Regions from separate parts of the Homo sapiens genome. Here all the other regions are linked to region 1. Evidence: chromatin contacts called from ENCODE Hi-C data. All regions are on one chromosome and are shown on one strand. The core of a region is the stretch at or near the end of the contact, and the rest is flanking DNA. Distances in the headings are between cores, read along the strand shown.

Region 1 (2,700 bases), core at 80-2,579:
CTTCCCACCTCTGCTTCCTGAGTAGCTGGGACCACTGGCACAGGCCACCACGCCTGGCTTTGTTTGTTTATAGAGACGGGGTTTCGCTATGTTGCCCAGGCTGGTCTCAAACTCCTGAGCTCAAATGATCCGCCCGCCTCGGCCTCCCAAAGTGCTGGGATTACAGGCGTGACCCACCGCGCCCCACCTACATCAAACTTTTTTTTTTCTTTTTTTTTCCAGACTGAGTCTGGCTCTGTAGCCCAGGCTGGAGTGCAGTGGTGCGATTTCGGCTCACTACAACCTCCGCCTCCCGGGTTCAAGCGATTCTCCTGCCTCAGCCTCCTGAGTAGCTGGGATTACAGGCGCGCACCTCGCCCGCCTAATTTTTGTATTTTTAGTAGAGACGGAGTTTCACCATGTTGGCCAGGCTGGTCTCGAACTCCTGGGCTCAGGTGATCCACCCGCCTTGGCCTCTCAAAGTGCCGGGACCACAGGCGTGAGCCACCGCGCCCGGCCAGGTCACTTCTTTTTAACTGTACAAAAGTGTGTTCACATCATACACAGAACTTACTTGGTTCTTTTTTTCTCTTAACAAATCAAGGACGTCTCCTTGTATTGTACATGGACTTACCTCTTTGTTTCTAACAAGACATTATTTACACGAGTGAAAATACTGTTAAAGTTAGCGCAGTTTCAGCCAAATGGTGAGGGGCTACATCAGAATACTGAGGAAGAAACTGCTAGGGTAGACCTCGGTGGGAAAAGCAATCGGAAACTATTTCTAAGCAAAAAAGAGTAACACGCAGAAGGAGAAGCGGGGTAGAAGAAAGGCTACTGACCAAAACCCTGAGAGCGATTACAGGCAGGGACAACAGAGGGAACTGTCCGACACACAGAGACACCAGGGACCAAGTCAGAGGAAGCAAGGTTCCTGCAGAACCCGCGGAGACCCGAGGCGGGAAAGGAAGCGCAGCCCAAGGGTCCACGCCCCCAAGACGGAGGCTGGACGTGGGGGCTGCCCCGTGCGCAGTGGTACGAGGGCTGGCGGGGACGGGGCTCACCTTTGTGCTTCCGGAAGCAGACTACCGAGCAGCTGTAACAACAGAGGCCACAGGCCGCGTCAGCCCCGAGGGTCCCCGGCCCCTCCAGCAGCCCGCCCGCTCCCGCCCGGCCTCCCGGCCTCCCGCCCTCCCGCCATGGCCGGACACCCGCGCCCCTGGACCCCGCGACCTCCCCGCTCACTAGGGCACGCGGCAGGCTGGACAGCGGTATTTGGGCTTCTCCAAGCAGATCACGCAGACGACGGTGCTACATTTGAGCGACGCCATGGTTTTGTGGAAGGAGACTGTTCACTGCGCCGCCGCGCGCCTCTCACGCAGCCGCGCCCGCGTGCACGCCCCTTTTTCCGTTTCCTAAACGGGGACCAATCAGCGCTCAGCAGGTAGGCAAAAGCAATGGACTGATCCTGCTCACTGTTCCAGCCCTCGTACTTAGAGCGTCGATACACTCGATGCGCATCTATTAGCTGCGTCCCAGGTTTTCCTTGATTAGATCACAGCGTCGAAGAACTTGTTATGTAGCCCAGTCCCTGTCCCTATGCGGCCGTGTGGCTTGGAGCAAGCCATCGACACTGTCCAGGTGTGTTGCCCCGCATGTAAAAAAGAAAACAATACATGGAACTAAACGTCCTTTACTTTCTGGCTGGGACTTCCTGAATCTTGCAGGGACATTGGGGTTCATCCGCCCATCTCATCTGCTTATTCTTGGCAAAGGACAAGTCCAGACATTGGGCGAACCAGAATCGGTTGGATCACGCAGTAGACAGGAACCTGCCCTTCCCAACCTAGACCATTTTTCACTGGGGAAAGAAAGATGAGCCTGAACAGTGGCAAATGTTTGAGCTCCAACTGTGAGCCCTTCCGGGCTGGGGACCCCCCGGGGTCTTCTAATGAAGAAGTCGTCTCTGTCCCCTGGGAACTAAATGCTTAGAGTGAAAGTAGGACGGGGAAACGGGGAGGAAAGAGACTCACTCTTAGAGTCCTGCCGTCGCTACCCTGCACCTGCACGCCCCTGAGACTGAGTGCTTCTTAAATTTTGCACTCTAGGCTCCTCACACCTCCCCCTAGTCCCGGAAGCTAATTGACCAGGAAGCAGGCCAGTGACCACTAGTCCCAAGACGGGGATCCCAGGCAGATGAGTCTGGATAGATGGGCTATGATGGGACTTGAATGCCACCACAAACTTTAGGTTTAGAAAAAGTAATGTTTTTTGTTGTTTGTTTTTTAAGGAAATTTGCTTGCAGCTAGGCATGGCCCAGCCTTACCTTAGCTCCCATCCTACCTGCACTGGGCCCTCCCAGGGCCATAAATCACCCTTACTCCCAAGTGCCTCCTCTTCTGTGTTGGCCGTTCAGCCTTCAGGGTCCCTCTTCAATAAAGGTGTCTGCAGGGATGTATCTGCAACAACCGAGGCAGTGGTTTGAACCTTGGCTCAACCCCCTCCCTGGCTGTGTGACCTGGAGGGGTTGGTTACCCCCTCTGAGCTCCCTCATCTATTAAAGTGGATGTTTGGGCCTACTTTCCTGAGCTGTTGTAAAGCAGAGAGGAGACCATGTGCAAAAGTTTTGTAATCAGAAGTGCTACCTGATATCTAGAAAGAGTCTTAACTCTCATGGATCTCCGTCTGGACCGCATGAACATAGGTCCCAGGCCCCAAGCC
Region 2 (2,856 bases), core at 268-2,767, 1.5 Mb after region 1:
AGCTCTCATTAACGTCAGCTCCTATTATGATCGGTGACGTCGTTATCTTTCAAGAAGAGGCTTCCGATGTGCAATTAACCTGTTTATCATTCAGCAACTTGAATCAGAGAATGCTGAAGTCACTGGGCAGCAAGACTCACAGGAACTCATAAATCAATCCAAATGGAAAAAGATTATATCAGCATCTTCTTATATTCATGTTTTCTAAAGCATTTTATAGTCCTAGTTTTAAGTATACTGGAATTATGTTCAGTCTGCACACGCTGTGAAGCAAAATTGCTGTCACGTTATAATAAAAAGCAGGCTTTGCTTACTGTAGTGCAACATGATGTGAAGGAAAGCTGGTGGACCTGGAATAAGGGATGGGAGTGCAAGTCTGACTGTACAGTTTACTGACTGTTACCTCGGAGAAAACTCTTAATTTATCTGCATCTGTTTTCTTATTTCTAAAGCAGGGTAAATAATACCTACCTCACAGGGTAGTTGGGAAAATTACAAGGAATCCATGAATGCGCTGGTTGTGGGGGAGGGAGGCTGTTCTGAGCTCTCTAAAAATGTATACAAAATGTACATTCGATAAAAATGCACGGTTTTTTGGAGGAGGTCTATCACTTTCGTGATATTCACAAAGGGCTATATAACTCCCAAAGTTTAAGAACCACAGAGGTGAGGTAAGTGGAAGTACGGCAGACCCATAAAAGGAGGTCAGAACAAGTGAGTTTCAACACTTTTCCTAGAAGATCAATTTACAGAGCAACCTCTAGGGCCCCAATAATGAAAGGAGTGGACTTGAGGGAGGCTCGGGAGGCGCTGGGCCACGAGGAGGCACAATGCAGCTTTGAGGAAACCCGTCTGTCCCTCGTTCCGCACCCTCACAACTGCCGCAGCCCAGGGGCCCGAGAAGGAAATCGCTGAGGCCTGGCCGCCGCCGCTTTTCTCGAAGGGCTTCCCGCGCCGCTGTCGGAGAGTGGCGGGGACAGTGGGGTCGGCGGCGTAGGCCGCGACCCCCGGCGAGGCAGAAAGGAGCGCTCCTCCACCGGGTCCGGGACGCAGGCGGGAAGTGATCAAGGCTCCCTGAGTCCCACCCGAGCGCTCCCGGTTCAGCGCAGGAGGACGCACGCCGGGCCAGGGTACGAGAAGGCCCCGTGGGTTCCACAGGGAACACAGCCCGGGCGCCGGCCTCCCCGCCTCACGCGGCCCCGTGGGGGTCCCGGGGAGCCGCGAGCCTCCCCCTGGGCTCCCGGGAGGGCCGCCACGTCACGGAGGGTGTGCCCCGGGGCTCCGCAGGCGGGCGGGGGAGGAGCCGGGGGGCTGGCTCCCCGGCCGCGCCGAGCTCCTCGCCCCGGGCCCGCTGCCTTCCCCACGCCGGGCCCCGCCGCGCCGTGCCGCGCCGCGTAGCCCCTCACCTGCCTCTCCGGCTCCGGCGCTCACCGTAGGCCTCGGAACTTGCTCATTACAGGCCGCGGGCAGCCCACGACGGTTGGAGCGCCTGTCTCTTTAAATCCGGGTCCTAGAGCGGGAGGCAGCGCGCAGGCGCAAGAGCCAAGGCCGCGGCCACGCGACCGGTCCCCGCCCCCGTCTGCCACGTGGGTCGTAGTTGCATTCTGCCTGCCCTGTGATGTTTGGGAGTAGTTTTCAACCTGCAATCGCGGCCCGGGAAGCGGAGGTGGGGGGACGTGGCGGCTCCTCGGAACGCAGCCTGGCCTGAACTTCCGAGGCTCCCCTTGATTTTCTCATACTGTTAGAGAGGATCTGTTTTTAAAGATATTGGTGGAGAAACTATATTGTAATGAGGTCGGGGAAGGCAAAGATCGCGTCAATCTATTTTTTAAATATAATCCCTCTGTTTGTGTCCCGCAGACTCCCTAGTAAATAGTTTGTATTCAGTAGCTTTCATGGAATTGAGACGAGGCACTAAACAGCAGATAGATATAAAATGTAAAGGAGTGATGGAGGAGAAACTCCTTGATTGTATATCATTCAAAGTGTATTATCTCAAATCTGAAGCCAGCTCTTTGAGAGTTGGGATGGCGATTTTTACAAATGTAGCAGCCTGAGGGTAAGTGACCTCTTCAGAGTCTAGGAAGAGCAAACAACTGGGCCTTGTTAGGTAAGCAAAGAACAGGTTCCCGAGAGAATTCTGTGCTGTGTGATGAAGAGTGTCGTCTTTACTCTGTAGAGGACGGAGAGCCATGAAGAGTCTTAGGGAATACTGCTGAAGCTGGGTGGGGAGAGACTGAGGCAAGGGAACAAATCAGAAGGCTCTCATAGTGACCCATGTGGGAGATGATTCAGCTAGTTAGGGTGGAGAGTAAAGTGCGTTTTTGAAGATCATTTAGAATTTAAATGATCTTCTAGATAAAGTGCTCGTTTATGGATAAAATAATAATAATTTGAGTGAGCAGAAACATAATGGTACCATCAACTGAAATAGAAAATAGAGAGGAAGAGGAGGTGTTAGGGTTAGAAAGATGAGTTTTGTATTGGATACATTAAGTTTGTTTGACTAAGTTTAACTGCGATTCTACTGTTTGGAGGGGAGTAAAGCCTGCTTTTAATGCGCAGCAGAATGAACCAGGGCTTTGGTTCAACCAGGCAATTGGAAGGTCGCTGGAGACTCACGTCCTAGCTATGATAATTGAGTGATCTTGAGCACGTCTCTACAACTACATTTGCTACATTTTTTTAAGTTTCCTCAACCGTATCTGTCTTTTTCCAATGCTGTAATCACTAGCCACACGTGACTATTGAGCACTTGAATGTTGCATGGAATTGAGATGTGCTATAAGTGAAGAAAATACACACCAAAAAATTCATACTAAAAAAAGTAAAATATCTCATTAATAATATGTACCA
Region 3 (2,700 bases), core at 74-2,573, 1.5 Mb after region 1:
AACATGTTACACAAATTTTCCAAAGTGCTGTAGCTCACTGGCTCATTTTATCTCAACAATCCAGTTTAGCAATCCAGGTACCCAAATCTTGAGGCATGAAGTAACCGCTATACTACTGAGAGACAGCACTTTTTATACAACAGCAGAGGCTGTTAGAAACCTTGGGTCTTTAAAACCCTATAACAATGCCCCTTTCACCCTCCAATCCTGAGACAACAAATCCTGTAGTTCCCCCTCATCATCGCTGTCAGCATTCTCTTCTTCCTTTTTCTGCAGTTCTTTTATGGTCAGGATTTCTTTAAGTTTATTTTTTATTTCATCCTGGCGATTCCGTAGCTTTTCCACCCGTCGGTAACACTCTATCTGCTCATCGATCTCCCCAATCTGGCGGTCCAACCGTCCCTCCTCATCCTCTTCGGCAACTATGGCTTCGGAAATAGTGTTGACCTGCCTCATGGCTTTTTGGAATTCGTCCCACTCTTTGTCCATCTGATCTTTTGGAGCATCAACCTTTCGTACTCTTGCATCTACCTCAGGGTCGTCAAAAAAACCTTCCGGTAACGCTTCCGCGGTGTTTTCTCTCCTTTCCACCACTTTTTCATGTATTTCTGCTTTCTCAATTGACCCTGAATGAGGAATTATGGGGGCCTTGGGAGGATTAGTACTAAAGAAATCGTTTGGCAGCACACTACTTGTTACCTCCCGTGAAGAGGAAACTGAGTGCTCCTTGCCCTGTGCGTCGGAGAGCGGCTTGCTGGCGTCCCCCCTTTTTCTTTCTCCATCTCCTTCCTCCTCCTCTTCCTCCTCCTCCTCATCTTCATAATCGGGGAGTAAACTGAGTCCTGAAGGCTTACTGGGAGTCGCTCTAATGAACTCCTTTCCTATTTTGTCAAAGTTGGTGGTCCACGCAGATGTGGAGGGCTGTACCTGAGGCACCAAGGTGGCCTTCGCTCTCTTGACATCTTGGTCGTCTGCGTCCGGCGCTTTCCTCTTGACGGAATGAGGCGCTGAACTGGCGGACGAACCCTGGCTGGCTTCCTTCGCGCCTTTCAGCTCGGCCACTTTCTCTCGGTGCTGCTTTCCCAGGACGTGAGTCTGCCACAGGAGCTCGCTCTTAACCGGAGTGTTACACAGGGCACAACTCAGCTGCCCCAAACGGTTGTACTTCGCGAATGGAGATTCTATCCGTTTCCGACTGGTGCTCAGACGCTGCTTCTCCTTCATTAACCGCCGCAATTCTTCCTGATTTATCACTCGCTTCCCTGCCGGAGTCCGGGCGGAGGCGGAGGACGCCATCTTGGCGACCAGACCCAAAACGATTCTGGTTTCCGTCGGGCGAGGCATGATAACGTCACTTCCTGTAAGGGCGATGATTGGCCGAGGCTCAAGAGAGCGTGGCGTCGCATTGCCGTTTTTGCTCAGAATCGCGACTAAGGCTTTTTTTTTTTCTCCCTCTGAACGGTTAGGCTATGGCTGCGATAAAGGCCGTCAACTCCAAGGCTGAGGTGGCGCGGGCCCGGGCAGCTTTGGCTGTCAATATATGCGCCGCCCGAGGGCTGCAGGATGTGCTGCGGACCAACTTGGGTCCTAAAGGCACCATGAAAATGTGAGACAGCGGTTGGAGCGGCCATTACGCGGCTAGGGGCCCGTTGGTGTCCTGTCGCCCTCTGAGGCAGGCGTCCGCGTAGCGCTGTGGATGTTCTTGCGAGCTTGATTTCCCTCATTCTCATCCCTGCTCTGGGGGTATTTCTCGCCTGGTGCAGGTGGAGGAGAAAAGCCTCCCCTAGTAGAGGGCCCCGGGAGTGAAGCTGTGGCGCTTCCCCGACCCCCGACTTGTCGTCAAGGTTCATATGCAGTTAGAAAGTCAGTTAATTTAGTGTCTCATTGGAAACAAAGCATTTAACTCCTCTGCTCCTTAAGACTGTATACCCTTGGTCCATAAATTCAACAAGTAGTTTTGTTTTTTGTATGGCAATGTATTGTAGTGGAGAGGACACAGGCTTTGGAGCCAGGAAGGCATGGGGTCAAATCCAAGTTCTACTTGAATACCCCGTGTCTATGGTTGTTCAGATCTATTCATCTTTTCAGTATATATTAAGCACCCTTTTCTATAGACAAGAGTGAGGAAAAGAGACCAGTGAGGGCAAAAGGGTATAAGAGGAGAGACACATCCTCATAGTAATGAACAAAATAATATTAATGGTAAAATAAGTCACTTAGGTACCAGTTGTTGGGACACAGAAATGATCAAGATAACGGTTTCTGTTCTTAAGGAGATGTGGTAGAGACGGATGTGGTAGAGTAGGATGTGCTAATTATATATAGATGCATATAATTATGCTGAAGAAAGGGACTGATGGCAGAAGGAAAAGCATCTTAAGTAACATGTTTGATCAGTCTTGAAAGAAGAATAAGACTTCACTAGTTGGAAGAGGGAGTAAAGGCCTGGGCAAAGTAATTTCAGGAATAAGAAAGACCAATGGTGCAAATCCAACAGAAACGAAACAAAACATGGTATATTAAGGGAACCAGAAGATTTGCTTGTGGAAAAGTAGATGAGGCAGGGAAGATATTGGGAAAGGTCAAGTATGTCATTGCTGTGTTTGGATTTTAACTTGAAAATGATGGAAAACATAAAAATCATTGGAGGACTTTTGATCAGGGAACTGACTGAATCACGTTGCCTTTTAGAAAGAAAAA

What was found. A loop is a pair of places that touch in the nucleus more often than their neighbours do. Pooled maps may share reads with other maps.
Region 2: a loop to region 1 is called in a map of CD8-positive, alpha-beta T cell, with 25 times the contacts of the local background. The contact joins the promoter of LIG3 here to the promoter of ZNHIT3 in region 1. A Hi-C loop is called at or near these places in 1 of 168 maps with a recorded cell type or tissue (CD8-positive, alpha-beta T cell), 1 of 37 single-sample maps with no recorded cell type and 9 of 50 pooled maps.
Region 3: a map of ascending aorta shows a loop between it and region 1 (7-fold over the local background). The contact joins the promoter of ZNF830 here to the promoter of ZNHIT3 in region 1. A Hi-C loop is called at or near these places in 1 of 168 maps with a recorded cell type or tissue (ascending aorta) and 13 of 50 pooled maps.

The regions. Positions count from the first base shown.
Region 1 is chr17:36,485,310-36,488,009 of GRCh38, reverse strand. It overlaps ZNHIT3 (zinc finger HIT-type containing 3), which reads right to left and starts at 1,329. Exons shown (of 5, transcript NM_004773.4): 1 at 1,225-1,329; 2 at 1,044-1,075. The coding sequence starts at 1,310. LOC105371749 (a long non-coding RNA gene) reads left to right here and starts at 1,331. Exons shown (of 3, transcript XR_934710.4): 1 at 1,331-1,423. RefSeq lists an enhancer at 675-1,608.
Region 2 is chr17:34,979,173-34,982,028 of GRCh38, reverse strand. It overlaps LIG3 (DNA ligase 3), which reads right to left and starts at 1,517. Exons shown (of 20, transcript NM_013975.4): 1 at 1,407-1,517. RefSeq lists a silencer at 1,063-1,492.
Region 3 is chr17:34,960,163-34,962,862 of GRCh38, reverse strand. ZNF830 (zinc finger protein 830) reads right to left here and starts at 1,323. Exons shown (of 1, transcript NM_052857.4): 1 at 1-1,323. The coding sequence starts at 1,296. The coding sequence ends at 178. CCT6B (chaperonin containing TCP1 subunit 6B) reads left to right here and starts at 1,403. Exons shown (of 14, transcript NM_006584.4): 1 at 1,403-1,606. The coding sequence starts at 1,470. RefSeq lists enhancers at 1,030-1,279, 1,360-1,439, 1,490-1,709, 1,810-1,859 and a silencer at 1,579-1,873.